Regions from separate parts of the Homo sapiens genome. Here region 2 is linked to region 1. Evidence: chromatin loops called from intact Hi-C (ENCODE). Cell type or tissue: PC-3. All regions are shown on one strand.

Evidence for each region. Hi-C counts contacts between places; a loop is a spot of excess contacts. Peaks named below come from ENCODE experiments on the same cell type or tissue, not always from the same donor. Only the 100,000 strongest peaks of a DNase experiment are listed, where the experiment ranks them.
Region 2: it touches region 1 in a loop (6-fold over the local background); 7 of 110 quality-filtered maps call a loop at or near these places.

Annotation. Positions count from the first base shown.
Region 1 is chr1:213,068,290-213,073,289 of GRCh38, forward strand. It overlaps RPS6KC1 (ribosomal protein S6 kinase C1), which reads left to right. Exons shown (of 15, transcript NM_012424.6): 2 at 2,717-2,752. Among named protein-coding and RNA genes, the nearest start is that of RPS6KC1, 20 kb to the left of the region's middle. RefSeq lists an enhancer at 2,152-2,451. In PC-3, a CTCF peak has its summit at 2,278; a DNase peak (open chromatin) is centred at 2,272; H3K27ac peaks cover 322 bases.
Region 2 is chr1:213,016,786-213,021,785 of GRCh38, forward strand. No RefSeq gene overlaps it. Among named protein-coding and RNA genes, the nearest start is that of ANGEL2, 3.4 kb to the left of the region's middle. In PC-3, no CTCF peak of the experiment used is centred here; no DNase peak of the experiment used is centred here; H3K27ac peaks cover 1,056 bases.

The DNA of each region.
Region 1 (5,000 bases):
CCTGGCCAACATGGTGAAACCTTGTCTCTACTAAAAATACAAAAATTCGCTGGGCATGGTAGCACATGCCTGTAGTCCCAGGTACTCGGGAGGCTGAGGCAGGAGAATCACTTGAACACAGGAGGTGGAGGTTGCAGTGAGCCAAGATCGCGCCACTGCACTCCAGCTTGGGTGACAGAGCAAGACTCTGTCTCAAAAAAAAAAAAAAAAAAAAAAAAAAGAAACACTTATAAGAAGCAAAATTAGTCATACTATGTGAAATACTATACTTTTGGAAAGGTGTGTGAGGGGACAGGCTGGTATTTGAAAGTAATAGCTAAAATCAAAGATTTGAATAATGTATAGTTGTTAGTTACCTGTTATAGTCTCTTATACTGAATCTGTGTTGTCTAATTTGGTAGCCATTAACCACATGTAGCTATTTTGATTTAAATTTAAATTAAGGCTTACAGTGGTTCTCACTTATAATCCTAGCACTGTGGGAGGCTGAGGCGGGAGGATTGCTTGATCCCAGGAATTTGAGAGCAGCCTGGGCAACATAGGGAGACCCCCATCTCTACCAAAAAAAAAAAAAAGTGTATATATGTGTGTGTGTGTGTGTGTGTGTGTGTGTGTGTGTGTGTGTATGCCGACTGTGGTGTGCCTATAGTTCCAGCTACACAAGAGGCTGAGGTGGGAGGATCAGTTGAGTCCAGGAGTTTGAGGCTGCAGTGAGCTATGATCATGCCATGGCACTCTAGCCTAGGTGACAGAGTGAGACCCTGTCTCTTTAATACAAAAATTTTTTTGAATTAATTTAAATGAAATAAAATTAATGTAGTTTCTCAAAGTAGCCATATTTCAGTGGCTCAGTAGCCACACACATGTGGCTAGTGGTGGCTGTGTTGAACACTGCAAATAGAGAACCTTTTTTTCCGTTATCACAGAAAGTTCTATTGCATAGCACTGTAGTATAAATTAATGACAATTACTACAAGATTTCACCAAGTTTATATATTCTGAAAGTTGGAGAATAGAGTGCAAGATATTTGTTCTCTGGAATTCTTAGGTGGGACCTTTTACAATGGTTAACCTGTCTGGTAGGGGACAGGAAACTTTTAAATTATAGAGTTCTTGCTGTGTCCTTATTTGTTGTTCACAACAGCCAGGCCAGGCAGTTAGTATTATCTCCGTTTTATCGATGAGATCAAACCTGTAAGAGGAACTGTAATTTGAACCAAGGTTTGTCTGACTTTACATCCTCTATTTTTTGTTCTTATTTTGGACTTTAGGGGTGTTGCTGAATGGATTATAATCCCTAGTTCATGGTGTATTGTCATTAGATATCAAAGACCCTTTTCTTCCTCACACTCCTAGGCAACCATTTTAATGTGTGTTTGATTTATCTTTTTTTAAAATTTTTTTTAAAGTGAAAGCAAGTTTATTAAGAAAGTAAGGGAATAAAGAATGGCTACTCCATAGGCAGAACAGCCTGATTTATCTTTTTGTTTATTTTTGCAAAATACACCATTGTAGCTTCAAAACCGTTAATTTGACACTTACATGGATGGTACCGTATTATGTAATCTAATGTGAGATTTTCCTAATTTAGGATGCTGTTTGATGATTTAAACACCTAGCCTTTTCAAAAGTTTTGTGAAAAAAATCTTTTTACCTGGTGTTAGACTTTTTGGCCTTTGTCATCAGGGAAGTCTGAAGGAATCTCTCCTTTTCCTCTTTGCTTAGGGAGTATTGATAGAAGGATTATTTGTCCCTGAATGTTTGTAAATAATTTATATTACTTTTGTTTTCTTCATCATAGGTAGCCAGTGATTACTTCTCATACTTCTCACATGTTGTGTCCGAGCATTGTAGCTGCTTTTTTTTAATTGAAAGTTTTATTGTGCTAATTGTAGATTCATATACAGTTGTAAGAAATAATGTAGGGAGATCCCTTGTACACTTTGCCTAAGTGCAGCTGCTTTTTATGCTTCTAATTTGTATATAGGCTTGCTGGGAAGGGGAGATGTGAACAAACTTGTTAGAATTATGTTAATTAAGTAAGAGTAAAGGCCAGATGCTTTTTCTTAAGAATGTAGTGAATATATGAACTTTAGCATGTGGACTTACTTTTAGCTGTTTTTTTGCTTAATTTTTAGTATTGTTAAAATAACATTTTTAGCCAAATTAAATTTAACAGAGTTTAATTGAGCAAAGAATGATTCACAAATTGGTCAGCCTCCTCAGCCAGTGTAGGTCCAGAGAGACTCCAGCGCAACCATGTGGTGGAAGATTTATGGACAGAAAAAGGAAAGTGATGTACAGAAAAGGAAACTGAAACAGCTGTATTGGTTCCAACTAAGCATTTGCCTTATTTGAACACTGTTTGAACAGTTGGCTCTCTTTGGCCAAAACTTGGTGATTGGCGCCAGAGTAGGTTACAGTCTTTACACATCTATTTACATATCTATTTCTCTTTCATTATGTACAGAGAAACTTTTAGGCCAAACTTAAAATATGTAGCCTAAGGGAGGTAACTTTAGGTTAAACTTGATTTAACAGTATGAATTTCAGATAGTGAAGTTATTATATAGCTGAGTTTTGGATAAATGATATAGTGTTTATTTTTTTAAGCAAATTGAATTTTTCATACAAATACTATTGGAAGTTAATTATACAAATATGAAATCTTAAATTTTGATAATGATTAGAGATTTCTATGTATGTTTTGTTTTAGGTTGTTTCACGAAGAAATCCAGAGGATGTCCAGGAGGTAACATTTATATGAAGATTTTATTTTATGTATTTGATAAAAATTTAACTAAATGCTTTTTTGAGGAAATTGCCTGAATCATTTGTACATCAACCTCTTTTTTTTGAGACGGAGTTTCGCTCCTGTTGCTCAGGCTGGAGTGCAGTGGCGCAATCTCGGCTCACTGCAACCTCTGCCTCCTGGGTTCAAGTGATTCTCCTGCCTCTGCCTCCCGAGTAGCTGGAATTACAGGCATCTGCCACCACACTCAGCTATTTTTGTATTTTTAGTAGAGATGGGGTTTTACCACGTTGGCCAGGCTGGTCTCGAATTCCTGACCTCAGGTGATCCACCTGCCTCAGCCTCCCAAAGTGCTGGGATTACAGACGTGAGCCACTGTGCCTGGCCTGTACATCAGTCTTTATATGTTTGCGTGAAGATTGTCTTCATTTCACAAAACAGTAGCTGAAGTGTCCTATTTGAGACCTACTAAGTAATTGTTAAGTTTTAGTAGGTGTTAAGTTATATAAATAAGAATTTAATGAATTATGGTGCTGTTTACTAAGTGATCATTGTTCTGGTAACTAGTGTTTACAAGATTTCAGTATCACTTAAGGGCCCCTATTTACCCATTTCAAGATCATAATGCCTGTGTAATAAAAAGTATTTGGTAACTAATATTTATTTTAAAGATTCTAACAGTAAATTATGGGTCTCTGCCTACTTTCACTTTTAGATTGAATTGACATGTTGACATCTTGGAAAACTGCTTTAGGCATAGATATTTCTTTTTTTTTAAACTTTAAGTTAGTAAGTTCTTTTGCAGATTCTTCTGTGCATTTTTTCATTTTTTTTCCTTCTTTCTATAATGGTACCAGCCTGTTATGTTTTGCTTAAAATTGTGGAATTCTCTATTTGTATTTACTTTGTGCTTGTTGTGTATCTTTAGGAATCCTTACTGAGGAGCTTGCTGCTTTGAATGTTTCTTGATTTATTTTCATTTTAGTCCCTGCTCAATTTCACTAAGACTAGAAGGACATATATCAGGATTTTTTCCGCCTCCCTAATGTGTTTAAAACAGATACTTTAAGTTTACAGTCCTGATTCTGCAACAGTATTGTTTTTTTTTTTTCCACAATTAAATATGAATGTCTTTGGGTGGTAGGTTGTTTCTGTTTAGCCACGGGTCCCACTACTCTACAGAAAATACCTGGCTTGATTCATACATTTAAGGTGACTGTTTGGTACTGGTTGATATGAGTGTATGGCCCCAGGTTTAGATAATATTTAAATTTTATACATTATCATTTCTGGCTATGTCTGATTTCATAGTTGTTTTTGTCCTATGATTTAAAACAGATATATTTTTATACAAAAATTAGCTGGGCATGGTGGCAGGCACCTGTAATCCCATCTACTTGGGAGGCTGAGGTAGGAGAACTGCTTGAACCTGGGAGGCAGAGGTTGCAGTGAGCTGAGATTGCACCACTGCACTCCAGCCTGAGCAACAGAGTGAGACTCTGTCTCAAAAAAAAAAAAAAATAGATTTAATACTATTTTCCTGATGGGTTTTAAGACAATTCATTCCCTACCAGGAAACAGAAAGAATATTGTAATATTGTTATTTTGAAAGAAAAAAATGTATACATACATATATATGTATCAGTGAAAGTAATTTGCACCATTGATTAAAGTACTTTTCTGTCTTTACTTGTATCAATTGATGAGTGTGAACTATTCTTTAGATTTCTAGTTTACAACTCTTAAAATTGAAAATGGGTGTATTTCCTTTGAATGCATTGTCTGATTGCTGTGCTGTAGTTTGTAGCTTGATGTTCCCATTTTCCAGGGAGAATCCTGAACCAACCTATCCATGAACATACTCTCTGCCATTTTCTTAGTCCTTTTTTCGGGAAAACTCTTTTATAATAACAACTGTTGGTGAACCATTCATCTGAAAACTCTTGTAAGTGTCTTTTAGTTAGACAATTGCATGGTTCTTTGTTAGAAGTGGTATAAATTTTTAAAAGTTTTCTATTTAGTTGGCTTCTTAAAATATAGAATAATCTTGAAATTATAACAGTACTTTTTTTAGTTTCCCACTTAGTGTATTTAAACATTAGAATTCTCATTTGGGAGAGGAATTCACCACTTAGAGTTTGTTTTTCACTTCCTTTCACTTTCCCTCTCCATTAACTTATTCATTTGTTACTGCTTTAGACTATATAGTAAAGCTTCACAAGGGCTATTGAGGACTAGATGTACTGAT
Region 2 (5,000 bases), 52 kb before region 1:
GTATGTCTTGTGTGTCCACCTTTATTAAATGTATTATAGGACTGTAGATTGTTGAAAGACATTATTTAAGTGGAGACCCTGCAAGAAACAGGAAGAGAGAAACCGAGAAAGAATAAAGTGTGGAGAGTAGAGGGGAAAAGGATACTAGAAGGCAGGAGCACTGCTTTTATAGGCTCTTTGAAACAGTGGTAATTTCTTGGGAAGGCTTTTCTTATCCCTGGTGCATAAAAGGAAGTAAAGTGTATTTGAAAAAAACCTTTCCCTCAGTATGTAATTGATTCTTGTTATTTGCAGTAGTTAGGTTCTGTAAAGTTGCTGGAAACACTGAATTAGTAAATACTGAATCATTACTCCTAAGGGAAATACAGGATTAGGATCCTGTAAGCCTCTGGTCGCATTTTCATCAACTTAATCAATACATAGTTTTGTTGTATGTGTGTTTCCGCTTAAAGACATCTTATTTAATATATATTGTTGATTCATTAACATTGAACTCAGTCAACAGCACTATAATTCATACCTCAACAAAGCTTATCTAACACTGCTATTTTCTCTGCAAGGCTCATGACAGCCTTCTTGTGCTTAGGAGCACTATACAGCACAACGCTTGGGGACCATTTTAAACAGCAACATCAACAAAAAGTACAAAAACGTGAAAAACATATCACTAAATGGAATGTGAAAAGGACACTTGGTCCTGATGGCTCACGCCTGTAATCCCAGCAATATGGGAGGCCAAGGCGGCTGGATCGCTTCAGCCAGGGAGTTCAAGACCACACTGGACAACATGGCGAAACCCCGTCCCTACAAAAAATACAAAAATTAGCCGGGCATGGTGGCTCTCGTCTGTAGTCCCAGCTACTCCAGAATTTGAGGTGAAAGGATTACTTTAGCCCGAGAGGGCGAGGCTGCAGTGAACCAAGATAGTGTCACTGTACTCCAGCCCTGGCAACAAGGGGACACTATGGTATAGCATGAGAGCTGAAACAAAAAGGCAGAGAATGCCTTGTTTAGCCTCAGCTGGGAATGTGCACTTTGGGCAATTAAAAATTTTCCCTGCTCTGTACATGTCCAAGAATACATGGAGGTTACAGATCAATTTTAGCAAGTAGGCAAATTTGCAAATATGGAATCCACAAATAATGGAGAAAGACTGTATTTCTGTTTTATACTGCCCTATTTTCTAGTTGTACTCACAATTTTGTAGTTCATTAAATTGACTAGTAGTTTACTGTATGTCTTGTCTTTATAATGAGATTGTAAATAACTTCTGAGGAAAGACCATGACTCATTATTTCCAAAATTTACTTGACCTAGTGCTGTGCTAAGTACACAATATATAGTAGTAAAAATATTTTTGAATGAATGGTTAACAGTGGGCCAGAACTTGGGACTTGTGAATGACCAGAAGCTTTTTCCTTTAGCACACCCTAAGAGGTAAGGAGAAATGTAACATTTTTAAATAAGTAAAAGAAATTAATAGATATCTTTTCATGCAGTGTTGGAATTTGGGGGTTTATCTGATCCTAAAAGATATTTGCCTTTATCTGGGCCTAGACTATTGCAAAGATTAAAGTTAACTTGCAGGGCGCTTGTGGCAGTGCAAATGATTTTTGTCTATGGACTTGTAAAATAATTCTACCTAGTTGGGGGGAGAACTCTCCATCTCTATGGAAAAGCCAGTTTTGGCTGCCTGCAGTGGCTCACACCTGTAATCCTAGCACTTTGAAAGGCTGAGGCGGGAGGATCACGAGGTCAGAAGTTCGAGACCAGCCTGACCAACATGGTGAAATCCGTTCTCTACTAAAAATACAAAAATTAGCAGGTGTGGTGGCATGCCTGTAATCTCAGCTACTCAGGAGGCTGAGGCAGGAGAATCGCTTGAACCTGGGAGATGGAGGTTGTAGTGAGCCGAGATCGCGCCACTGCACTCCAGCCTGGGCGACACAGCGAGACTCCATCGCAAATAATAATAATAATAATAATAATAATAATAATAAATTAAACAACAACAACAACAAAAAAGCCAGTTTTGCACCATTTGCAAGATCAATATTTCTGATCTATAAACATGTCTGCTCTTTGGATTCTCCTTTGAACAGGTGATAACATCTGTCTGGTTCACCTATGTAATGAGTTAAATAAAATGGCTGGGTGCAGGGGCTCACGCCTGTAATCCCAGCACTTTGGAAGGCCAAGGCAGGCGGATCACTTGAGGTTAGGAGTTCAAGACTAGCCTGGCCAACATGGTGAAACCCCGTCTCTACTAAAAATAGACAAAAATTAGCTGGGTGTGGTGGCTCATGCCTGTAATCCCAGCTACTTGGGAGACTGAGGCATGAGAATCGCTTAAATCCAGAAGGCGGAAGTTGCAGTGAGTCAAGATCGCACCACTGCACTCCACCTTGGGTGACAGAGTGAGACTCCGTTTCAAAATAAATAAAATAAAATGACTAATGTGTTCGTATTATATCTGTTTGAGAGTCATGATTTTACCTTTTTTTTTTTTTTTGGAAAATTATCTTTTAAAAGTTCAGTAGTTCCCACCAAGATGCCCAATGTATTCATCTGACAGAGGCAGGTGAATTTTATCACTGTAAAAGTACACTTCATGGATTGCCTGAGTTCTGGCAATTTTCTTGCTCCCAGAGATAAATCTAAAATGGCAAAAGCATGTTGCTGAGTCTTTGTTTTTCTAATTTTTATTTTCTTCTCCAGTAATTGTGTGTTTTTCTTTGGTTTGTAGAAGCATATCTTGTGTTATTGTGCTTCACTTTATTATGCTTCACAGATACTCTGTTTTTTGCAAATTGAAGATTTGTGGCAACCCTCCCTTTTGCAATTCTATTGATAACGATTTTTCCAACAGCATGTGCTCACTTTCTTTCTCTGTATAACATTTTGGTTATTCTCGCATATTTCAAACATTTTCATCATTCTTATATCTATTATGGTGATCTGTGATCAGCGGTCGTTGATGTTACTATTGTAATTGTTTTGGGGCACCACAAACTGCACCCATTCAAGATGGCAAACTTAACAAATGTGTGTGTTCTGACTGCTCTGCTGACTGACCAACCATTCCCTGTCTCTCTCCCTCTCCTCAGGCCTCCATGTCCCCTACACAATATTGAAATTAGGCCAATTAATAACCCTACGATGGTGCCTAAGTGTTCAAGTGAAAGGAAGAGTTACAGATCTTTAAATCAAAAGCTAGAAATTATTAAGCTTAATGAAGGGATGACAAAAGCTGAGATAGGCCCAAAGACAGGCATCTTGCACCAAACAGTTAACCAAATTGTGAATGCAAAGGAAAAGTTCTTGAAGGAAATTAAAAATGCTACTCCAGTGTATGAAGGCATGATAAGAAAGCAAAACAGCCTTATTGCTGATATGGAGAAAATCTGAGTGGTCTATATAGAAGATCAAACCAGCTACAACATTCCCTTAAATCAAAGCCTTGTCCGGCGTAAGGCCCTAACTCTCTTCAATTCTATGAAGGCTGAGAGAAGTGAGGATGCTGCAGAAGACAAGTTGGAAGTTAGCAGAAGTTGCTTCATGAGGTTTAAGGAAAGAAGCTGTCTCCATAACATAAAAGTGCATGCGGAAGCAGAAAGTACTGTTGGAGAAGCTGCGGCAAGTTATCTAGAAGATGCAGCTTTGATTACTGATGAAGGTGGTTATAATACACAACCGATTTTCTGTGCAGATGAAACAGCCTCTGTTGGAAGAAGATGCCATCTAGGACTTTCATAGCTAGAAAGAAGTCAATACCTGGCTTCAACACTTCAAAGGACAGGCTGAGTCTCTTGTTAGCAGCTAATGGAGCTGGTGGCTTTTAGTAGAAGCCAATGCTCATTGATCATTCTGAAAATCCTAGGACCCTTAAGAATTCTGTTAAATCTACTCTGCCTGTCCTCTATCAATGGAAGACAAAGCCTGGACAACAGCACATCAGTTTATACCATGGTCTACTGAATATTTTAAGCACACTTTTGTGCTTAGAAAAAAAGACTCTTTTCAAAACGTTATGCTCATTAACAATACACCTGGTCACCCAAGAGCTCTCAGTTGAATGTTATTTTATCCCTGCTAACACAACATCCATTCTACAGCCCATGGGATCAGGGAATAATTTTGACTTTCAAGTCCCCTCATTTAAGAAATACATTTTCTAAGGTTATAGCTGCCACAGAAGGATCTGGGGAAAGTAAATTAAAAACCTTCTAGAAAGGAGTCACCATCTTTGATGCAAATCTTCTGGAAAAGATTTGCCATGTTAGATGCCTTTCAGAACATTTTGATTCATGGAAGGAGGTCAAAATTTCCACATTAACAGGAGCTTGAGAGAAGTTGATTCCAGCCCTCATGGTTGGCTTTGAGGGGTTCAAGACTTCAGTGGGGGTAGTAACAACAGATGTAGTAGAAATAGCAAGAGAACTAGAATTAGAGCTTGAAGAGGTGATTGGATTGCTACAATCGCATGATAAAACTTGAACAAATGAGGAGTTGCTTCTTTCGGATGAGCAAAGAAAGTGGTTTCCTAAAATAGAATCTACTCCTGGTATAGATGCTCTGAACATTGTTGAAATGACAACAATGGGTTTAGAATATTATATAAACTTTGTTGATAAAGTGGAATGAGTATTTCAGAGAATTGACTCCAATTTTGAAAGACATTTTCTACTGTGTATAAAATGCTATCAAACAGCATCACATGTACAGAGACATCTTTCATGAACGGAGGAGTCAATCTATGCAGCAAAGTTCATTTTTTTCTAAGAAATTTCCACAACCATCCCAACCTTCAGCAACCACAAATCTGATAAGTCAGTAGCCATTAACATAAAGGCAAGACCCTCCACCAGCAAAAAATATTATGGCTTGCTAAAGGTTTAGTTGATTGTTTGCAATTTTTAGCAGGAAAGTACTTTTTAATTAAGATACATACTTTAGGCCGGGCGCAGTGGTTCACACCTGTGATCCCAGCACTTTGGGAG